Linked DNA regions of Mus musculus: region 2 is linked to region 1. A link is a loop called in an ENCODE intact Hi-C map of the cell type or tissue named here. Cell type or tissue: left cerebral cortex. All regions are shown on one strand. Links, peaks and the distances in the headings refer to the core of each region. The heading gives the core; the rest is flanking DNA.

Region 1 (5,392 bases), core at 293-5,292:
AACACACGTAGAATACATAAGACTGAATGAATGTACTAACAATACCCCATTGGCTCGGAATCACCTGATTTTTGGAAACAGTTTCATTTAGCTTTACCATAGCTATCCAAACATTTGTGTCATACTAAAGCACACACTTGAGAAGTTTCTTCAATCTTTTCACTTGTTTCTACATGTCTCAGCACAGTCCAGCTTCCCCAAAGTCCTTATAGCATGTATTCATATTTTTTTCATGTTCATAACGTGGTAACTTTTAATGACCTTATTATTGGGAAGTATGTTTACTTTTCTTTCTATGAAAGACACATGTATGATACTAACAAGAATTATCCAGACTCTTCATGCACCACAGCCATAAACCTACATACACAACCAATAATTTATACTAAACACTACAGGTTGTATTAAATTTCCCATTTACAACAGCACCATGTATATCTATTATACAGGAGAATGATTGCCGGCTTGTGATCTTTCAGGCATCATCTAAAAGAACGAACCCCTTTACTTACTAAGACTCTGCTGTGTTTGAACAAATCCAATGAGTGAATCAAAAACATGTTAATGCTTTAATACTTACTGGAAATGTATGTAGCTTTGTATACACCAGTCTGTGTCTCAGAGGTCAGATATTCTTAGAAATGGATACAGGAGCATATATGATGATCATTTAGAAGTTAAAATCTAGTATTTGTTTTGCCTGAACTTTAAGCTGTAAACATCATACTTAAAAGTTCTGTCAGTATTGTCCCAGTGAGTATAAACATCTGCAAGGGGACATGATTACTCTCTACTGCTTTCCTCCTGAGCCCCTGTGCAACATGCGACTCCACATCAGAACTCTGTGGTTTCACCCAAGAATGTGTTTTACTGTTTTTCTGATTAATGAGTTATTATTTTAGGAGGCAGTAGTGATTTATAATGCTGACTTTTCACCCCATGAGCTGAAGGAAACAGCACAGGAAAATATAATTCAACAGTTCCCTATAGAAAGCAAAACTAAAGTGTCCACAAAGTAACTTCCCAGTTTATCGCCGTCTCTTAAAACTACATTGTGTAGTTCAGCTTCTTACACAGACTTTCCATTTTCAGTGATGGAGATGGTCAATTATGTCCCATATTTCTAAACGGATGCATCCTATTCTATATCCATATACAGAATTAAAGATTCTGCAATAAATCTCCTCCATGGATCAAGATAGGAAACATTTAAAAATGGCGGTGTCTTTCAGGAACACGATATCCAGAGATTCTGCACCCTGTGTCTTTAGTGCGGTTCCTCATCTGCTAGGACTTTGAGCTCCTCATCTGCTACTTGGTTGTAGTAGCTTCGCTATTCGTCTGTTCCTCCAAGGTGAAGCAGCAAGATTGTAGTAGCTAGTTAGAACTTGCCATTTTCTAAATGTTATAAAATATGTTGATTCAAAGTTTAAACAGACAAATTATATTATTTTATCCATCCTTTCCAGTTTATACGTGAGACATTTGATGCAAAGATCATGTGACTTTTAGTGCTGTCTGGCTTCAGGAGTTATGATTATTGCCAAATCTCATAATTTATCATATTATATAAAACTAACAAGTATATTTCAGGTTTATAGGCTTTTTTTCCTGATCATACGCAATGATTTCTTACTTTATGATATAATTATGTTTAGAGGGAAAACTTTTTTTTAAATTGAAGTTCATTTATTGTATGAAATTATTTCATAGTATCATGTTAAACTAAAGCCACCTTTCCTTGAAGGTTATTTTGAGGTACAACTAGTATAATGTTTAGATTATATAAAATGATATAATTATGTCAGATATTTAAAAGTATGTACAATGATTTCATACTCTATACACAGTCTGGCTTTACAGGACATACAACTCAGGAACTCCTAGAAAGGACAGCCCGAAGCCTGTTCATCTTCTCATGCAAAACTGGTTGTGGAGTTGCATCAGATATTAGTGCTCAAAATTGAGTCCGAATTAGTAATTCTGATGCTCAAAATTCCATGCACATTTAAGAAAAAAAGATGTGACTGATAAATTGTTCCTGGTTGTTCTGTGAACCTTAATTCGACACACACCCACACTCCTAACTCCTTTGATTCTTTTACACCAAGATCGCCTTCAAATCCCAGGCAGCAAGTTCTAACAGAACTCAGTCTAGGTGAAAGGCAGCCAGCTTTTGCTGGTAACAATGTGTTCATACAGCAAAGGATCTCTGTCTGTTCAGGCTGCTTCTTGCTCTTGTCAGAGTGAGAAGGGAGTTGCTGCTCCTTTCCTGGGGTAAGCTATTTGAGAAAGAAAGTAACCTAACACTAAGTGCAGGCGGGGCGGGGTGATGTAACAGGAAGCTGTGATGTTTCCCTTCTGCTGCTGATCGCTTACAATCTGACAACACTCCCCATCTACTCAGAACAAGCCCTCTCTTCGCAGCGTGCACTTCTGCCTTAGGACCGGCGGGCTCTGTTGCCTGGACCTCACGCTGCCTGCAGGACCACATTGCAAAGCTTTCCACACCTCGCCTCCGGGAAACTCTTGTGCAGTATCTCAGAAAATCAAACTCCCTCCTGAGACTATTCCCACAGAATTTCCTTAGGAGCTGTGCCAGGTAAGTGTATTATTCAAAATAAACGTATGTATTCTCAGCACTATTCTTAAGTATTATGACAATGTTTCTAACAAGAATTTAGTAAGTGGCATTGAAATAATGTTGAAACCGCTTCATTTAGTCTACAAAGGGATACTAGAGAGTCTTACTCCAGAATGCATACAAAATGTACTACTAGTGCATAAGAGTATTTACAGTGATACTTTAGAAAATAAATTTACCAATTATTAACGATGTGAGCGGGCTATAAGGCAAGTTTCTGAACAAATACCTTAATCAGGAAACAATGCCTTTTTAAAGTTAGTTGTACTACCAGCTCAAGTCCTGACAGCTGGAAAACATTTGCACCCCAGGAAGGGTCTTTAAATTTTCCACATAATCAGTATTCTAAGGAAGGGATGGCAGAAGACTATGGGGTTCCAGAGTCTTCCTGTGTGGCTGAACACAAAGTTGGATTAAGAAGAAAAGCCACCGGCTTGGACTTCTGTTTGCTTTCCGCTTCTTTTGACATTTACACCTCTAACTAGGGAACCAATGGAATTTTCATTGTTCTTTGTTGCTAGATTTGTGTAAATACCCCATTTTTGGTTTTCCTTTGTTTTTGTTGTTGTTTGTATTGGGTTTTTTTCTTTTGGGGGGGGTGTTCATGAATTGTCTCCACTGTATTAAGATCATGGGTGTCTTACAAATAAGGTAAGGGGAAAACAAAAACAAGACAAAACAAACAAACAAACAAACAAAAAACCCAACCAACAACCAACCAACCATAAACCCCACAACTGCCCAGGGTTAAGAAAATGTAGTGATTTCTACATTACTTCATGGTTTTTAAACTCTTAAGCTTAGAGTTGTGTTACTTCAATTATACTGGAAACTTGTGGGGGAAGAGTGTGAAAGGAGTCTCCATAAATACATAAACAGAGGCACGATAAGCAAGTGGATTAGCTCATTAAGCAGAGGAATTAAATTAGATTTTCAGCTATGATGCTGAGATGAAGCAGCTGCAGGTCTCTCTTGCCACAGTACAGACTGTCCTGAGAATCTAAGGAGCTAGTGCCTACTTAACAAGTGGCTGTCAGAGCGGCATCACAGGTTATTGCTAAGGAATGGGAGATATCAGTTTTGGATTAAAATTGTGCTTATTAGCATAATTTATTAAATTCTACGTTTTCTTACTTAAGTGAAATATAAGCTGCAAGATGCCTTTCAATGCTAGCATTCTGAGCTCAATTTCTAGTAGTCTGGCAAATAAACAAAATATTACAAACTCATCCTGAGTAACTCCTCAGTGATTTTTGGCTCAGTTTCCACATGTTTTTCAATGTAATTGAAACATTAATTTGTACACTTGTAATTTTTAAAAGCTTTGCGGCTGATTTATGTTTTTATTTTATTTTTATTTATACTACCGAGTTCCCTGATGTATAAAAACAGACAAGGTGAGTTTAAGATAGGACTTGTTACAAATAGTCATTAAATAACTGGAGAAAGAAGCGAAATCAGCACATTAAATAACCCAGTGTCATTCATAGGAACAGAAGTTGAAAAGCATTATTCTAAGCCAGATGATTTTCTGAAATTAAGTATTATATTAATAAACTATTGTAAATTAGTACCTCCACAAACTCTTCTGATTTTTATTGAATTAATGTTTCAAAGCATATAACCATCTTGTATGATTTATTTTAATATTCTCACCTATATTTGTAGCATCATTTAAAACAATCCTAATTACCAAAAGTTATAGCAGAAAAATGCCAGGCAATGAATATTGATGGTCATTAGGCAAAGAAATTATCTGAGTTAATAACAAGAACATTAAAATAGGAATTTGTATCCTTCTAGAGTACGTGTGGCTTTTAAAATGAGTAAACAATGTCTGAGAATCAAACCATGTTTTTATCTGCAACATCAGTTTAACTAACTAGCAATATTTCCTTGTAGCTTCAAAAAAAATCAATGGGTATAGTCTTAGGCAAGTTCTAAATACATCAATTAAAAACACAGACTTCACAATAGTCATGACCCACGTGATCCGAAATACGTCTTACCTAAAATGTTCTATTTGTAACTCGATATATTTAGATGGCTATTTGGAGCCAGTACAATAATAACATGTTATCAGTTTTATCTCTGCTTACATTTTGATAGTAACTATTTATTCAGAATTGTTTTGAAATTTTGTAGATAAATTAAGACAATCCCCTTTAGAGTATCAGAAACAAATTCACTAAACCAAAAATGCATTTCATGGTTTATGTACAACTTTGAATGAATCAAGTTAATTCTGCTTTCAGAGGTACAGTGCTGCCACCTTTTCAGAATTCAAATATAGTCCAAGAACCTAAGTTCTTGTCTTTGTTTGGGATCTAGAAAAACTTTTAAAGCATTAACGTAAATGACGTCTTACAATAGTGTTAATGGAAGACAGGAGGTCAAGACCGCAGTACAGCTTCACTCTGACTTATTCTGAATTTTAGAACTCACCACTGATGATAAGTAACTGGTACCCAACTGATGCGAGAACAAGTATTTCTCCAGGTGCAGTTTTGGAGTCCAGTCTTTGGATGAACACTAAACACACCTTTTTTTTTCTTGAATGTAATTTTTTTTAACCAAAGAAATGTACTACAGTATTAAATTATTTAAAACTCTCATTTAATATGTAAAGTGTTCTGATGCAATTGTGTAGAGATAAAACTTTGTGAAATTACAAATAAGATCTGCATCCTAGCTAGGTTTTCCAGTCATTTCCTATGAAACATTTCCATTTGTTGTCATGGAAATTCT
Region 2 (5,392 bases), core at 292-5,291, 360 kb after region 1:
CAAATTAATCCACACATTAATCAATTTCTTTGTTCCTTGCATCTTATTCTATGCTATCTGAAACAACAATATGAACTAATCAGTACCCCCGGAGCTCGTGTCTCTAGCTGCATATGTATCAGAAGATGGCCTGGTCGGCCATCAGTGGAAAGAGAGGCCCATTGGTCATGCAAACTTTATATGCCTCAGTACAGGGGAACGCCAGGGCCAAGAAGTGGGAGTGGGTGGGTGGGGGAGTGTGTGGGAGACTTTTGGGATAGCATTGAAAATGTAAATGAAATAAATACCTAATTAAAAAATAAAAATAAATAAATAAAAAAGAAAATGCATCATTTAATGTTTCTTTCAATAATGTTCTGCGTAATAACCCTAATTAGTATTTCCAGTCTTAAAGTATTCTGAGTATATTTTCACTTTTCATCTCTAACAAGATGTCCATTGTTCTTGAGCATGGCAAGTAGATTCTGAACCTCACGGCTGACGGGTTCTAAATCTCACCATTCTTACTTTCCAGCCACTATTGTTCAGCTCTGAAAAGATTACTAAGCTCAGTTCCTATGAAACCAAAACACTAGCACACCCCTCTTAAGCCACTGAGTAAGGAGGGCTAGAAGAAGGGAAGGAAGATGATCATGGGATGTATAATTCACAGAGCAAGACTCAATTTATCTGCACACATTTCTCCATGTATAAGAAATATAAGAAATTCTTCCTTCTTGAAGTCAGGAAAAGGTAGGCAAAAAAAAAAAAAAAAAAAAAAAAAAAAAAAAAAATCTCTAAAGCAAATTGGAGCTATCCAAACCATGATTCTTCTGTGAGTCAGTGATGACTTCCTTTCAGCTAAACTTGGCCAACGTTTTTATCTTTCAAGATGGACCCGATATGACAATGATAGGACAAATCACTAAGAGAGAAAGATCAGTGAAACCATGAACACTTCCGCAATTTGGTTTCCTTTAAGCTATAAGGGAGATAAGGTAGAAAAAGAAGGTAAGTATGAGTGTTTTAAATAAAAACTTCTAAGTAGCTGAAGATAATCATTTTTATAATGTAAATTTAGAATTTGAAATAGTTTAGTTTTTCTAATTATAAATTATATAGAATTCCCGCTCAAAAGATAGTTAATTTTGCATTTTCCTAGACTTTGGTATGTACTTCAGGAAAAAGCAAGACACCAATATCTTTGCTAGGACATAGCAGCAAAATTGTTCATGGGTGTTACTAACATATCAAAACAAGACTGGTCCATTATCACATAAAATACACAAACTCGTAAGAAGGAACATTTCCTATATATATTTATTTAACCATAATCTAAGGGAGTCCTTGTTTGTACTACATTAAAACTGAAACCATTTAGGGAACCTCAAGTAACAATAGAAAGAATGGGACTCTTCCTTTAAAGATAAGTTTCTCCCATCAGGAAATTAAATGTTTCTTCTGGCAGCAAATAAAGTCCACAGAGGAATGTAGGCTCACACGTATACCTCCTCAAAGCTAATCACAAGCCAGGGTTATCCAAGGTTCAGACCAAAGGGAGGGGTAGCCTCAGACTTCCATGTTACTTGAGCATATACACTAATTTAGAAGTATTAAATGAAAATGATTGTAGTATTAGAAAGGTTTCGTTAACATGGTTAAGTGTAACAAATGAACACTAAACTTTTACTATGCATGGAAGAGAATGTCATCTTTTTAACAACAAATTTTTTTTTACAGTCCAGACCTAACACCCATACCAGTCTGCCCTCTGACAGTTCCTCATCCCATTCCTCCTCTCCCGTCTCTAAGAGGATGTCCCCTCCCAGCCAGGCCTCCCTACTCCCAGAGGCCTCAAGTCTCTCAAGGGTTAGGTGCATCACGGAGGCCAGACCAGGCAGTCCTCTGCTGTATATGTGTCATGTGTCATGAGCCTCATATCAGCTAGTGTATGCTTCCTGGTTGGAGCCTCAGTGTCTGAGAGATCTCAGGAGTCTGGGTTAGTTGAGACTGTTGGTCTTCCTATGGGGTCTTTCTCCTCCTCAGGTTCTTCTAGCCTTTATTTTAAGATTTTAGTTTTTAAGTATGTGTATATATGGAAGAGTAAGGGATGTGTACCTGAGTTCAGGTACCCACTGATGCCAGAAGAGGGTGTTGGAGCTGGATTTTAGGTGGTTTTGAGCTGCCCAATGTGGGTGCTGGAAACCAAACTGGGGTCTTCTGCTGTTTGGGTACATGTTCTTAGCATCCTCTCCAACCCCTAGGGAAGAGAAAGAAGGAGAAAATAAGTGAGTGACTTTCAGATCCTCTATGAGTTGTTAAGTCAGGTTTCCAACTGATCTACAATATTGCTGGGCCTCATTTCTCAAACTATAAAGATAAAAACGCTGCATGGTCTATAAGCTTGCTTTGTGGACAGATTGAACGGATATGTGTCATACTGCTCTACATGTTCTCTACTGTTGTACGAACGTCTATCTGTAGAAAAGAGGCATGCCTGTTTCAACCACACGACACTAGACAGGATCAAGGTGCAGAACCCGTGGCTGTCTTCTGTCTTCTGAGAGGTGGCATGCCTAAATGAATGTCTCCTTGCTGTGGAATCCAGGGACTCTGAACATCCCTAGAGAGACATCTAGTGTTTGAAGTAAGAAGAGAACTGAGATTTGTTCGTTTGTTTTGTTTTCTAACAGAATAAAATAGTCTGTGATCAAGGAATGAAGACTACGTTACAAAAACCAAAATCAACATTACACATCCCTGCCCTCTTATCAATCATAACAATTATAAGCCTTTTAAGCTTAAATTTGAAATCATAAGCAGATACTTATAGAAGAAGACAGAGACAAGGAAGTTTTTTTGGTGTTTTGTTTTGTTTTTTGTCTCTTGTTTTTTGTTTTTAATCTCGCAAATTCCTCTGTAAGGCACCTTTCTTCACCCAGAAAGGAAGAGTTTGGACACACCAAAATATTCGGACTGGGTCAATTAATAAATCAAAGGTCTCTGCCCTTGAAACTTAACTCAGAGTAAGAAAAAGGCAATTAAAAAGTAAAGGACATTATTACAGTTTGGGTGTGAGATGTTGCCCGTGGGCTCATGTGTGTGAGCACTTTGGTCCTTGGCTGGTGGTGATGTTTCAGGAAGATGTGAGCCTTCAGCAGGTAGAACCTGGCTAGAAAAAAAAAGGGGGGGGGGCCCTGTGGAGCAGACCTTGAGATTGATAGGCCAGCTCCTCTGCTTCCTGTTTCCTCTCTACTAAGTGTTCACTGAGCTGAGAGCAGTTGGGGAAGTCCAGCACAGTCCTGCCATCATGGGTCACCTGCTACTACCAGGCCTTCTCCACCACGGAGACTGTATCTCCTCAAACCACCCACTCAATAAATACTTCTCTTCCTGTGTTTGCCCATAGCAACAACAAATACGCATGGGATATCTTAAAAATAAATAATCCAGATGGAGAAAAATAAAATGAAGGAGAGGCAGAGAGAAAGCAATACTGATAAGGTAATGACATACTTACTCTCCCTAACCAAGAAGTGGAAAATGAAATCATCATTTAACATTATCTTTATACAGATGCAAGTCCTTTCTTCTTCCACTGTGAAAAGAATTGGCATACATATCTCAGCACTTGGCATTCAAGTTTTTATTTAGAATAAATTGAGTAGTTGAAGCAACTATATTTATGCATAAATATAGGAGGTCTCCAAATTTCTTATGTGACATTTTTCAATTGCTTTTGCTTGAATTTTATGCTCTTTATCTGAATTCTCTATGGCCACAAAATAATCCAATTTCTTCCAGTAATAATGTAATCATTGACCTAGAACAATTTCATATTAGTCAAGAGGTGAGAGGTCTCAGAAATGACATCAAGGACACAATTTAACACACACACAAAAGAGCTTTGTAATTTTCACAGTTTTTTATAGACCCATTGTCTTCCATTAACCAGGGGAAGCAACTTATTGATTCAAAAGATGCGACCTGTATATCGCATACATTATCATATTGCCAATTCCCTATCTGCCTCTGGCCATTTAATCATATTCAAAGTTCAATAGTCACATAATTGGAAATGACTAATTAACACATGATAAAGGAAGAATTGCCTTTCTTTTGCACATTCATTCTACTACTAAGACCATTAACCACCAAACATTCTTATCCTTTCTCATTTACCCACACACACAAACATTCAAGCGTACTCATAAACATATATACAGAACTCAGCACAGAAAAATATGTAAACTCTTTTAAAATTCAGATGGCATGGTTTTGTTATTCTGAAAGAGACTGATTTTCAATGCTGTTTTATCTTTAATTGCTGATGAGTAATGAAGTCACTTGTTGAGTCCATAACTTATTCATAAAATTCTGAGGAATTATAGAAAATAATTCATTTCCCATGACTTTCACATGTTACCTTCCAAGGCATGGAAATACACCATACCCAGTCCGAATGAGAAAGAATCATGGATGTGAATTTACCTGGCCATTAGAAACGTACTTTGTTATCTCTATATTCATAACAGAATCTGCCTAGAACCTCTCTGAAGGTCCTCTAGCTTAACTGATGATTCTGGAATTTCACTAAGTCATACAAAGACTTTCATCAGGGAAACCAAGGACAAGAGGCGTCTGGCCACAACATGAACGTGATATTGAAAATGCAGTTTTCACACATGAAACTCAAGAAGAACGAAGACCAAAGTATGGACACTTTGCCCCTTCTTAGAACTGGGAACAAAACACCCATGGAAGGAGTTACAGAGACAAAGTTTGGAGCTGAGATGAAAGGATGGACCATCTAGAGACTGCGATACCCGGGGATCCATCCCATAATCAGCCTCCAAACGCTGACACCATTGCATACACCAGCAAAATTTTGCTGAAAGGACCCTGATATAGCTGTCTCTTGTGAGGATATGCCAGACCTGGCAAACACAGAAGTGGATGCTCACAGTCAGCTATTGGATGGAACACAGGGCCCCCAATGGAGGAGCTAGAGAAAGTACCCAAGGAGCTGAAGGTGTCTGCAACCCTATAGGTGGAACAACACTATGAATTAACCAGAACCCCCAGAGCTCGTGTCTCTAGCTGCATATGTATCAGAAGATGGCCTAGTCGGCCATCATTGGGAAAAGAGGCCCCTTGGTCTTGCAAACTTTATATGCCTCAGTATGGGGGAAGGCCAGAGCCAAGAAGTGGGAGTGGGTGGGTAGGGGAGTGGGGGGGGTGTGTGGGGGAATTTTGGATAGCATTTGAAATGTAAATGAAGAAAATACCTAATTAAAAAAAATAAATTAAAAAAAAATTTAAAATGTAGTTTTCATTTTGCTGTGTAATTCAACTTTATGTCTCAAAGTTCATCCCTAAAACAATAAGAATGAATGCTGTGCTGTAGAAAAAG

What was found. Peaks named below come from ENCODE experiments on the same cell type or tissue, not always from the same donor. Only the 100,000 strongest peaks of a DNase experiment are listed, where the experiment ranks them.
Region 2: it touches region 1 in a loop (4-fold over the local background); 11 of 42 quality-filtered maps call a loop at or near these places.

The regions. Positions count from the first base shown.
Region 1 is chr2:84,422,280-84,427,671 of GRCm38, reverse strand. It overlaps Calcrl (calcitonin receptor-like), which reads left to right and starts at 2,406. Exons shown (of 16, transcript NM_018782.2): 1 at 2,406-2,602. In left cerebral cortex, for the core only: no CTCF peak of the experiment used is centred there; a DNase peak (open chromatin) is centred at 2,349; H3K4me3 peaks cover 1,949 bases; H3K27ac peaks cover 863 bases.
Region 2 is chr2:84,062,451-84,067,842 of GRCm38, reverse strand. No RefSeq gene overlaps it. Among named protein-coding and RNA genes, the nearest start is that of Zswim2, 120 kb to the right of the region's middle. In left cerebral cortex, for the core only: a CTCF peak has its summit at 2,621; a DNase peak (open chromatin) is centred at 2,573.